2 separate regions of the Homo sapiens genome follow, and region 1 is linked to region 2. A link is an interaction called in ENCODE POLR2A ChIA-PET data of the cell type or tissue named here. Cell type or tissue: GM12878. All regions are shown on one strand. Links, peaks and the distances in the headings refer to the core of each region. The heading gives the core; the rest is flanking DNA.

The links. Peaks named below come from ENCODE experiments on the same cell type or tissue, not always from the same donor. Only the 100,000 strongest peaks of a DNase experiment are listed, where the experiment ranks them.
Region 1: POLR2A ChIA-PET joins it to region 2 with 28 read pairs; 2 of 35 experiments call an interaction of 5 or more read pairs at or near these places.

What each region holds. Positions count from the first base shown.
Region 1 is chr7:28,619,459-28,623,857 of GRCh38, forward strand. All of the region lies in intron 5 of CREB5 (cAMP responsive element binding protein 5), which reads left to right. Among named protein-coding and RNA genes, the nearest start is that of CREB5, 210 kb to the left of the region's middle. In GM12878, for the core only: no CTCF peak of the experiment used is centred there; a DNase peak (open chromatin) is centred at 2,133; H3K27ac peaks cover 1,479 bases.
Region 2 is chr7:28,568,047-28,572,445 of GRCh38, forward strand. CREB5 (cAMP responsive element binding protein 5) reads left to right here. Exons shown (of 11, transcript NM_182898.4): 5 at 2,319-2,491. Among named protein-coding and RNA genes, the nearest start is that of CREB5, 160 kb to the left of the region's middle. In GM12878, for the core only: no CTCF peak of the experiment used is centred there; a DNase peak (open chromatin) is centred at 2,373; H3K4me3 peaks cover 1,239 bases; H3K27ac peaks cover 1,761 bases.

The DNA of each region.
Region 1 (4,399 bases), core at 186-4,185, 51 kb after region 2:
ACATTGTTTGCTGCCTGTTTATTTTTCCGTCATTCTACACTGAGACAGGCACCATCCTCTTCAGTGAGAAAACCACACAAATAAACCCCCTTCTTGAGCTAGGCATGGTGGCTCATGCCTGTATTCCCAGCTACTTCAGAGACTGGAGGATCACTTGAGGCCAGGAGTTTGAGACCAGCTTGGGCAACATAGCAAGACCCTCATCTCTAAAATAAATGTGTCATGTACATAAAACTATCATTCATGAAATAAAATAAGCCCACCTCTGTTACTCCAGGATGACGATGAAGGAAACCCTGAGAATCAAGAGGGCATTTCCAAGTCTTGTGGGGAGCAGAGGCTCATAGGAAATAGCACTGAACACAGAGCCAGACAACCTGGATGTTGGTCATGTGCCAAAGGTGAGATCTTAGGTTAGTTGTATTTTCTGAGCCTCGGGTGTATTAAGGAAGAGGCAGAGCCTCTTCTGCCCATTTTCTGTTATAAAAAATATGTGAAAATTATTTGAAATACTATACATTACATGCCATACTTTTAAAAATGAAATTTGATGGGTTTCTAAGCCTCTGCAGAATTTGGGCATCATTTTAATAAAATAGACTTGATGAAGTGAAGCTTCTCAAAATAATAATTTTTAAAACGGTACAATTTTAACTGGGGATATATTTAATCTGTATAGATAAGGGAAACAATTTTTGCAGTCGTCTCATAGATTCTTCTAGAAAAACTCAGAACAAACCAAACTTTTTAGAATTTATTTCACTTTGTTCTTGTTTTATTATTATTATTTTTAAAGAGGCAGGGTCTCACTATGTTACCCAGGCTGGTCCTTTAATTTCTTCCATATGGAAGTCCTTTTATTTCTTCTATAACTAAATCCATTTGGAAGAGGGGGGTGCCACTCATACCTAGTGTCTCAGTGAACAGTGCTAAAAGGGAATTCTGTGATTAAAGAATCATAGAGCTTCTTTTCCCTGTGAAAGCACACCCTCTAAGGCTGTGTCTCAGCATCTCCAGATCTTCACGCTCTGGTGCCTAATAAAAGATCATCGTTATCTCTGGAGGGAATTCTCTCAGGTAGTGAAGGTAGGCAGAAGGTAAGTTTCTAGATACAAATTATATTTGGCCTCGTGGAGATACTAGGAACTGTATATCCAGGAAATGCCTATTCCCTCCTCTTTTCCATAACTGGCCTCAGGCTCGCCCCATTTTAACCCTCTCATTGACATCCAGAGCCGCTACGGTCAAAGAGGAGGCGGCCACGAATTGACCTGAATTCAGTAATAAGCCTATCTAGTCAACCACTTCAGAGTCAGGAGTTGTCTATACAGATAGCCAAGTCTTCCTAGAAATACTGTTACCAAAGAGAGAATCAAATGGAAAAAAGACACAGTCTGTGATCCAGTCGGTATTAAAGAATAAAGGAATACTTGCTGGAATTAACATTTCGCAAACCCAATAAGAAGTCCCTAAAATTAATTTTACCTAAATCCCAGCCCCAAATTTGGAATTGAATGCTAATCCAAAAAGTTATGTTAAATCTCTACTTCCAAAATAATTTTAGAATGATGTGGCCATTTCCACAGGCCTAATATGGCAGCATCTCCCAAGGGCCATCAGAACCAAGTGGCCTTGGAATTGTGCAGTGAGACGAGGACAGCCCCTTGAGACATCCAGATTAGAATCAGTCATAAGGTCCAATCTAGTCTTGGCTGGCCTTGGGGATTCGGGGTTGGGGGGTGGGGGTCACAGGGCATCCACATCTCTGGTAGCATAATTCTTGCCAGGTCAGGTGGTGTGTAAAAAATTATAGGCATGCAGGGTCACTGGAAAATGTTGAGAGCCAGAAAGTTTGGGTTATGATAGTTATGAACAAGGGAAAGTATTTACAATACCCCTTTTGCCCCAAAATAGATTTTAAACACTATACAAGCACAATGGAATGTGTTCATTCATTTCTAACCGGATTGTCTTCTACTCTCATGTTTAGGTCATAGCTATTTCTAGGCTTTCATGTGACAAGACCTTCACAGACTAAATTCAGTGGTGTCACCTTCTGAACAAAGTGGCCACATGCGCTGTGGTTTTCCCTTGTTTATTTTGTCTTGTTTTGTTTTACACAGCCAGTATCACTAGCCTCCTGATCAAGGTTAGTAGATAGAATTCAACCCCGTTCATTTAAAAGAGTGATAAATTTATGCCAGCCCATGATCTCACTCCCCTGAGTAGCAGAATGTGTCTGTGGTGCGCTGTGAAGTCAACCTTCCGGACACAAGTGTTCTGTGTGACCCTGAAACTACACCTGAAAGACAGGATGATGTCGTCATACCAAGCAAGCATTCTGACTGCAACTTAAAGTATTAAGGACAACATATATCCAGAGGTGAAAAGAAAATGAAAATGGCTGATTTATTGTTTTAATTGAGGAAGAGCCTGTAATCCAAATAAACTATGTTGATGGAAAAGACTCACCCAAACGCCAAGGTGAAATTTCCTAATACTTCTGCCAATTTGTTAGCGAATAGATGATGAGGAAGTCTCAGGTGGATTCTACTTGTACAAGGCCAAAAAAGATCTTATTACCAGGGTGGAGGTCAATGATTAACACTGTGATATGAAGTCATATTTCTTGTAAAGCAGCTCTTTGCAGTGTGCCAGGTTTGAGATAGTGTGCACACAATGTGACTACTCAACAATTAACGTGTTTTCCTGTGAGCGAAACTTGGTGAGGAGGGTGGCACATTTCTCTTTCCGCAATGTGAATTCTTACACATATACACACATTCTCTCTCTCTCTCTCTCACACACACACACACACACACACACACACACACACTCCCCACACCCTTCAATCATATATCCCCTTAGAGATGTTCATTACATCAGCCATGCAGAAGGAGAAAGAAAACCCTTACCCACCTGTAGCCACCAGACATGCCCTCTATAAGGCAGCTATTTACAAGACTATGAAGACATGCTCTAGAAATGAAGGGACATGCAAAGGCGTAGAAAGAACAAAAAGAAAATTACACCATTCTATAACTGCCAGGGCTGAGAAGAACAGAATATTAGCTGACATTTCTTAAAATTGTGTTCTGTGTACTGAGTACTTTATATGCTTTATCTTGTTTAATCCTTACATCAACCTCTTGAGGTACAGATTATATTTATTACTGTTTTAGAGATGAAGAAACTGAGGCTCAGAGATGTTCAATGACTTATTTATGGGCACACAAGCCATTCTAAATCACCATGGAATGCAAGTTAAAATATTCCCACCAGCTGGGTGTGGTGGCTCATGCCTGTAATCCTAGAACTTTGGGAGGCCGAGGCAAAAGGATCACTTCAGCCCATGGTTTCAAGACCAGCCTGGGTAACATAGTGAGACCCCCATCTCTATTTTTGAAAATAATAATAATTTTAAAAATACTCCCACCTTCTTCTGGTTTTTTTCTTTTTGAGACAGAGTCTTGGAGTGCACTGGTGCAATCTCAGCTCACTGCAACCCCCGTCTCCCGGGTTCAAGGGATTCACCTGCCTCAGCCTCCAGAGTAGCTGGGATTACAGGCACCCACCACCATGCCCGGCTAATTTTTGTAGTTTTAGTAGAGACAGGGTTTCACCATGTTGACCAGGCTGGTCTTGAACTCCTGACCTCAGGTGATCCAGCTGCCTCAGCCTCCCAAAGTGCTGGAATTACAGGCATGAGCCACTGCACCTGTCCCCATCTACTTCTTTATAGGAGGATGCATGGAATGGCAACTTATCACTGCGTCCAGCCCATAGGAATACAGGCATACCTAGAATACGTTCTGAGCATGCACACATAGATGTACCATGTACAGTCAAGCTAATCTTCCTGTTACCAAAAGTTTTGTCCTTGTGATTGCCTCTAGGCATATTCTAATATTTTTAGCCAGAGTCATCATAAAAAAGAGTCTTTATATGTCAAAATAGCTTTATAGATCAAACTGCATGATCTGAAATGCCGCTTCTCTGTTTGCGAGGGTTAAATGGTTGTCTCAGGCCAGAGTTTAGTTCATATTCTATAAATGGCTCTTACTCCTTGATCTGACTCACTGTATGTATTACAGCAAAGTCACTTACAGATCAAGATTTATTTTTAGAATCTTAAAGAAACAGATTCTACAGGGAGTGTTTGTGTCTGACCACAGACTAATTTGAGTGAAAACATATCTCAGTGAGGAACTTTCTTTCCATTTGATTCCCCTGCCCGTGGCTTAATGATAAGTCTCTTCATGTCATGTTAAATGGTTTTGAATTATTTAACAGCAGAATGACAGAATTTTATGCCAACATCATACATAGCAGAGGAGTTTTGTGGTATGCAAGTAAGAGAATCTTTTTGATTTTGAATAAAATAATGCATCAGAAAACT
Region 2 (4,399 bases), core at 163-4,162:
GGAGAACATTGTCTAGACAAGGATAGAAGATGATGGCAGTTGGTTATAGGTTGGTGGAAGGATGGACGGAAAGATTGGAAGAGATGAGGGACACTTAGTTAAATTTGTAGGACTTGGAAACTGCCTAAGAGGGTGATGGAAAAGAGGCATCCAGGATAATTCAAGGAGAGTCATATGTCTTATATTTTTCTTTGCGAATTTAAAGATTGTGATCTTAAAAATTAAATTGTACAGCATCAATAATTCTAAAAGGAGAGTCAAAAATGGTTCTGTGCCTTGGATCTATTATTGATAGAGTAGGTGACTATGAACAAGATGAAAAATGTTAAGTGTCTTTGAACTTAAACAATGGACTAAATGGTACCTATAGTTTCTGACCTCCTCAAGACCCAGGGAAATAAGTTTGTCAAGGTTCAGTTTCAAAAGAAATAACACAAATCATTTTTAGTCCAATTCTCTAAATCTCTAGATCCTATAAAAAAACGAAAGTGTGTTCCTGCACTGCCACCAATGCACATTGCCATTTCCTTTCATCCTACTTTACCCAATCATAGTGTTTTCCCACATCAGAAAAATTTTCCAGTGTATAAGAGAAGCCTTTGGACTGTGAGTATATATAAGCCTGTTCCTGCCTTTGGGGTCCCACAACGACACAGTAGGCTCACAGTCTAAGCCAGGTGCCCAGTTTCCATCTGGACTCCTGACAAACTGTGTGGTCAGGATTTAGAAATCAGAAACCTGGGAAAGGTGCAATGTGATGGACACAGCCACCCCAAATACCGTATATGTTATCACCATCGTTTAACACGTAGTGCAGGAAATCCTTTTCTTTGCCAAAGAACTTCAAAGGACCACTTCTAGTTCTCTTGGGTAACATTTATTTTTTCTTTGCTAACACCAAAGCGCAGACAGATACATATTTTTTCTTTAGTAAATTGCTAGTGGCACTCCATTTTTTTCCCTCCCATCTTCAACCCATTGTCCAATAGACCTCTTAAATTTCCCCACCCTTCTAGGCTGAAGAGCTGTATCTTGCCACTTATAAAGACTTACTTATTGCCCTTACCTATTACTTTGTTTGGCCAAGCACTTTCTCTTTCTTTTCTTTTCTTTTTTTTTTTCTTTTTTAGAGACAGAGTCTCACTCTGTCCCTCTGTCTGTAATGTGGAGTGTAGAGGTGTAATCCTGGCTTACTGCAGCCTCAAACTCCTGGGCTCAAGTGATCCTCCTGCCTCAGCCTCCCAAAGTGCTGACATTACAGGCATAAGCACTACACCGCTTTCTCTTTCTTTATTGGGTTCTAAATTTCTTTCTCACCTTTCGGTCCCAATGTGTTGATCAGCCTTCTCTGCTCAGTGTGAATTTTCTCTGGGTGTCTGAGTAACTTTCTTTTCTATGAAGACCTATCTCGCATATTTTACTTACTTTTGAATTTTAAACATATAAGCCTTCATTTGAAGGCATCAGAAATAAATACATGATATTAGGTCCTATAAGTGACTCAGACATCTCATGTTCTTTCACTGGTTTATTCATGCTATTAATATACATCTGTGGAATGCCTACTATGGTCCAAGCACCACGGGATAGAGTTGTGAATACAAACATCCTATGTTCCAGAGGAAAAGACATGGAACAAGTAACTAGACGCTTGATTATTGTTCTGTGTTTCCATTACTCCATGCATTGTGAGAGATGGATTTTATGAAAATACAGCAGAAAGCGGCAACTCTTATTCTGATCGTTGGATCCCATATGTCTTGTCATGTATTCCAATCACGCATCCTCATTCCACAGGTTGTTGAGCTTGTGTCCTCAGTCCTGAGATTATGATTTGGAAAGGTAGTCGTTTTCTTAAAAAATGTATATATATGGTTGGGCACTCTTATAGGACTAAAAATGAAAGGGAAAAAGCCAGTGTGCTTGTCATGCAAAGCAGGATGCAGAGTGACTATTCACTAAATCACAGTATTATGCACTTACCACAAAAATCATTTTCAAATCTGATATTCATCCTTCAAGTCAGAGAAGGCAGGCACTAAATATCTCTGATGCAAACCTCACATCAGGATGGCAGCAGAGTGGTAAGGAAACTTTAAGGCATTTTCTCACATGCTTTACTCTAAGGGTGAGTAGTTATTTTTCATCTCCTCGTAGCTGTATGTTATAACAAGATGAATGGGCCTATGGCTTGCCGGAAGCCATAACTCTCTATGTAGTTGACATGACTAGATTCCCAGTTTTGGCCTTTGAGAGCTTGAGAGTAGAATAAAAACATTGACTCCTCCTGACCTTTCCCCTGTGTCTTCTCTGGGCAGAATATCTCGATGCATAATGCAGTTGGTGGGGCCATGACGGGGCCCGGAACTCACCAGCTTAGCAGCGCTCGGCTGCCCAACCATGACACCAACGTTGTGATTCAGCAAGCCATGCCGTCGCCTCAGTCCAGCTCTGTCATCACTCAGGCACCTTCCACCAACCGCCAGATCGGGTAAGGAGCCCTCCTTGGCTGCCCCTGGGTCCTGGCTGGAACTCAGGAAATGTCCTGGACTTCCTCCTGGTTTCTGGTGCTCAGATTGGTTGGTTTTTCTGGCTGTCATGATATTGCCTAGAGCTCAGAGTGATGCTTTTGATGGGAGAAGGGAGGAGTCTCTGCTTGGTAGAAGCTGTTTTGATCTTGGACTTTGGGTGGTAGGGGTAGGGTGGGGAGCAAGTCATTCTGTGTCATCATTTCTTCAGACAAGATTTATGAACTTTAAGATGACTGTGGGAAAACCCATGGTTGTTATGGAGACCAGAGTATAGTGCGCAGAACAAACATGGTGGAGGGAAGTTCTACCAGCTCAGCCTTGTCTCCAACAGAGTGTGCCCTTCCCTTCCTGGGAGCTGCCACACTCATCACCTCATCTTCTGTGTACAGCAATCCCTCCCTGTCCGTGAGAGATAAATTCCAAGCTGCCCAATGGATACCTGAAAGTGCAGATAGTACCAAACCCTGTGTGTGATATGTGTTTTCCATCTGATAACTGAGATAGCTATTAAGTGACTACTGGGTGGGGCGTGTCCACAATGTGGACACGGTGGACAGGAGGGATGATTCACATCCTGGGGGGCATAGCTTGGGACAGCATGAAGTTTCATCATGCTACTCAGAATGGTGAGCAGTTTAAAACTTGTGAATTGTTTATTTCTGGAATTTTCCTTTTAATATTTTTGGACCACGATTAACTGAAACTGTAGAAAGCAAAACCACGGATAAGGGGGACCACCATATTTCCACAGTCGTCCCGCCCTCTGCTTATTCTTCCCTGCTTCTCCTTCTTGTAACTGCCTCCTTACTAGCCCTCTCCTTCCTGTTACTGCCTCCTTATTAGCCCTCTCCTTCCTCTACATTGGTCCATGCTGATTTCTGGAGTAGACAAAGCAAAGAAAGCAGGCCCCTCTCTCTCATTTATGCAAATGGTCAATACTGAGGCATTGAGGAAAAATTGGTAGAAAGATCCTGTCATTGAACACCAGATACTCCATGTCATGTGATGGAAAGAGCTTTCCCTTCTGGGTATCCTGTGTTAGCTCTAGCCCCTCGCAATGTGCCAAGTGTGGTCTGAGGATCCGCAGCGTGGGCATTTCCAGGGAGCTTCTCAGAAACGCAGAATCTCTGGCCCAGCTTCCTTATCCCCAGAATGAGGATGGTGTCTGCTCTTTCCAGCCTCATGAGAGTAAAGATGAAATAAAAGATTTAAGAGCACATGGGTTCTTAGGAAGAAAAGGTAATAACTTTAAGCCAAAGAGCTGTGATACAGTTCTGTTGCTGGTCGCTGAGAACTGGCTGCTCTATGCTTCCAGAATTCTGTTTAAAATGAGAAGGGGCGCTTGCTGTGTTTGGTATGTGCATCAACATTCTGTTTGAATTTTCAGTCAAATATTGGAAGTGATAATTAAAAACTTAGAAACTGCTCCACAATTTGTCAGTAGGTCTTTTCCCTCTTGTTTTTCGGTGTTATAAGAATTCCAGACCTGCAGGGAACACTGGCTTATTCCTCCCTAGGATATTCCAGAAGGGGCACCTTGTCTCACATTTTCAACTTACCAGGAATGGCTGTGATACGTTAAGACCCACCTTAAGAAATGAGAGTAATGGGTAATGGGTAATGACCATTTTGTGAGTTTGCTGTGGGTGCGTTTGGTTTTCTATTCAAGAAACAGAACATTAACCTGGCCCTTCGAATGCTCGGCTTTGTTGAAAGGAGTCAATGCTAGGTTGGTAAGTGTCTCTGCTAAAGATTTCTTTTCTTCTCAAATGACCATGAGAGCAAATGTTGCTGCTATCTAAATCAAGAACCCATAGAGTGCTAAGAGGGTGGAGTAGATTCATTAAAGACAGCATCTAAATCTCCAG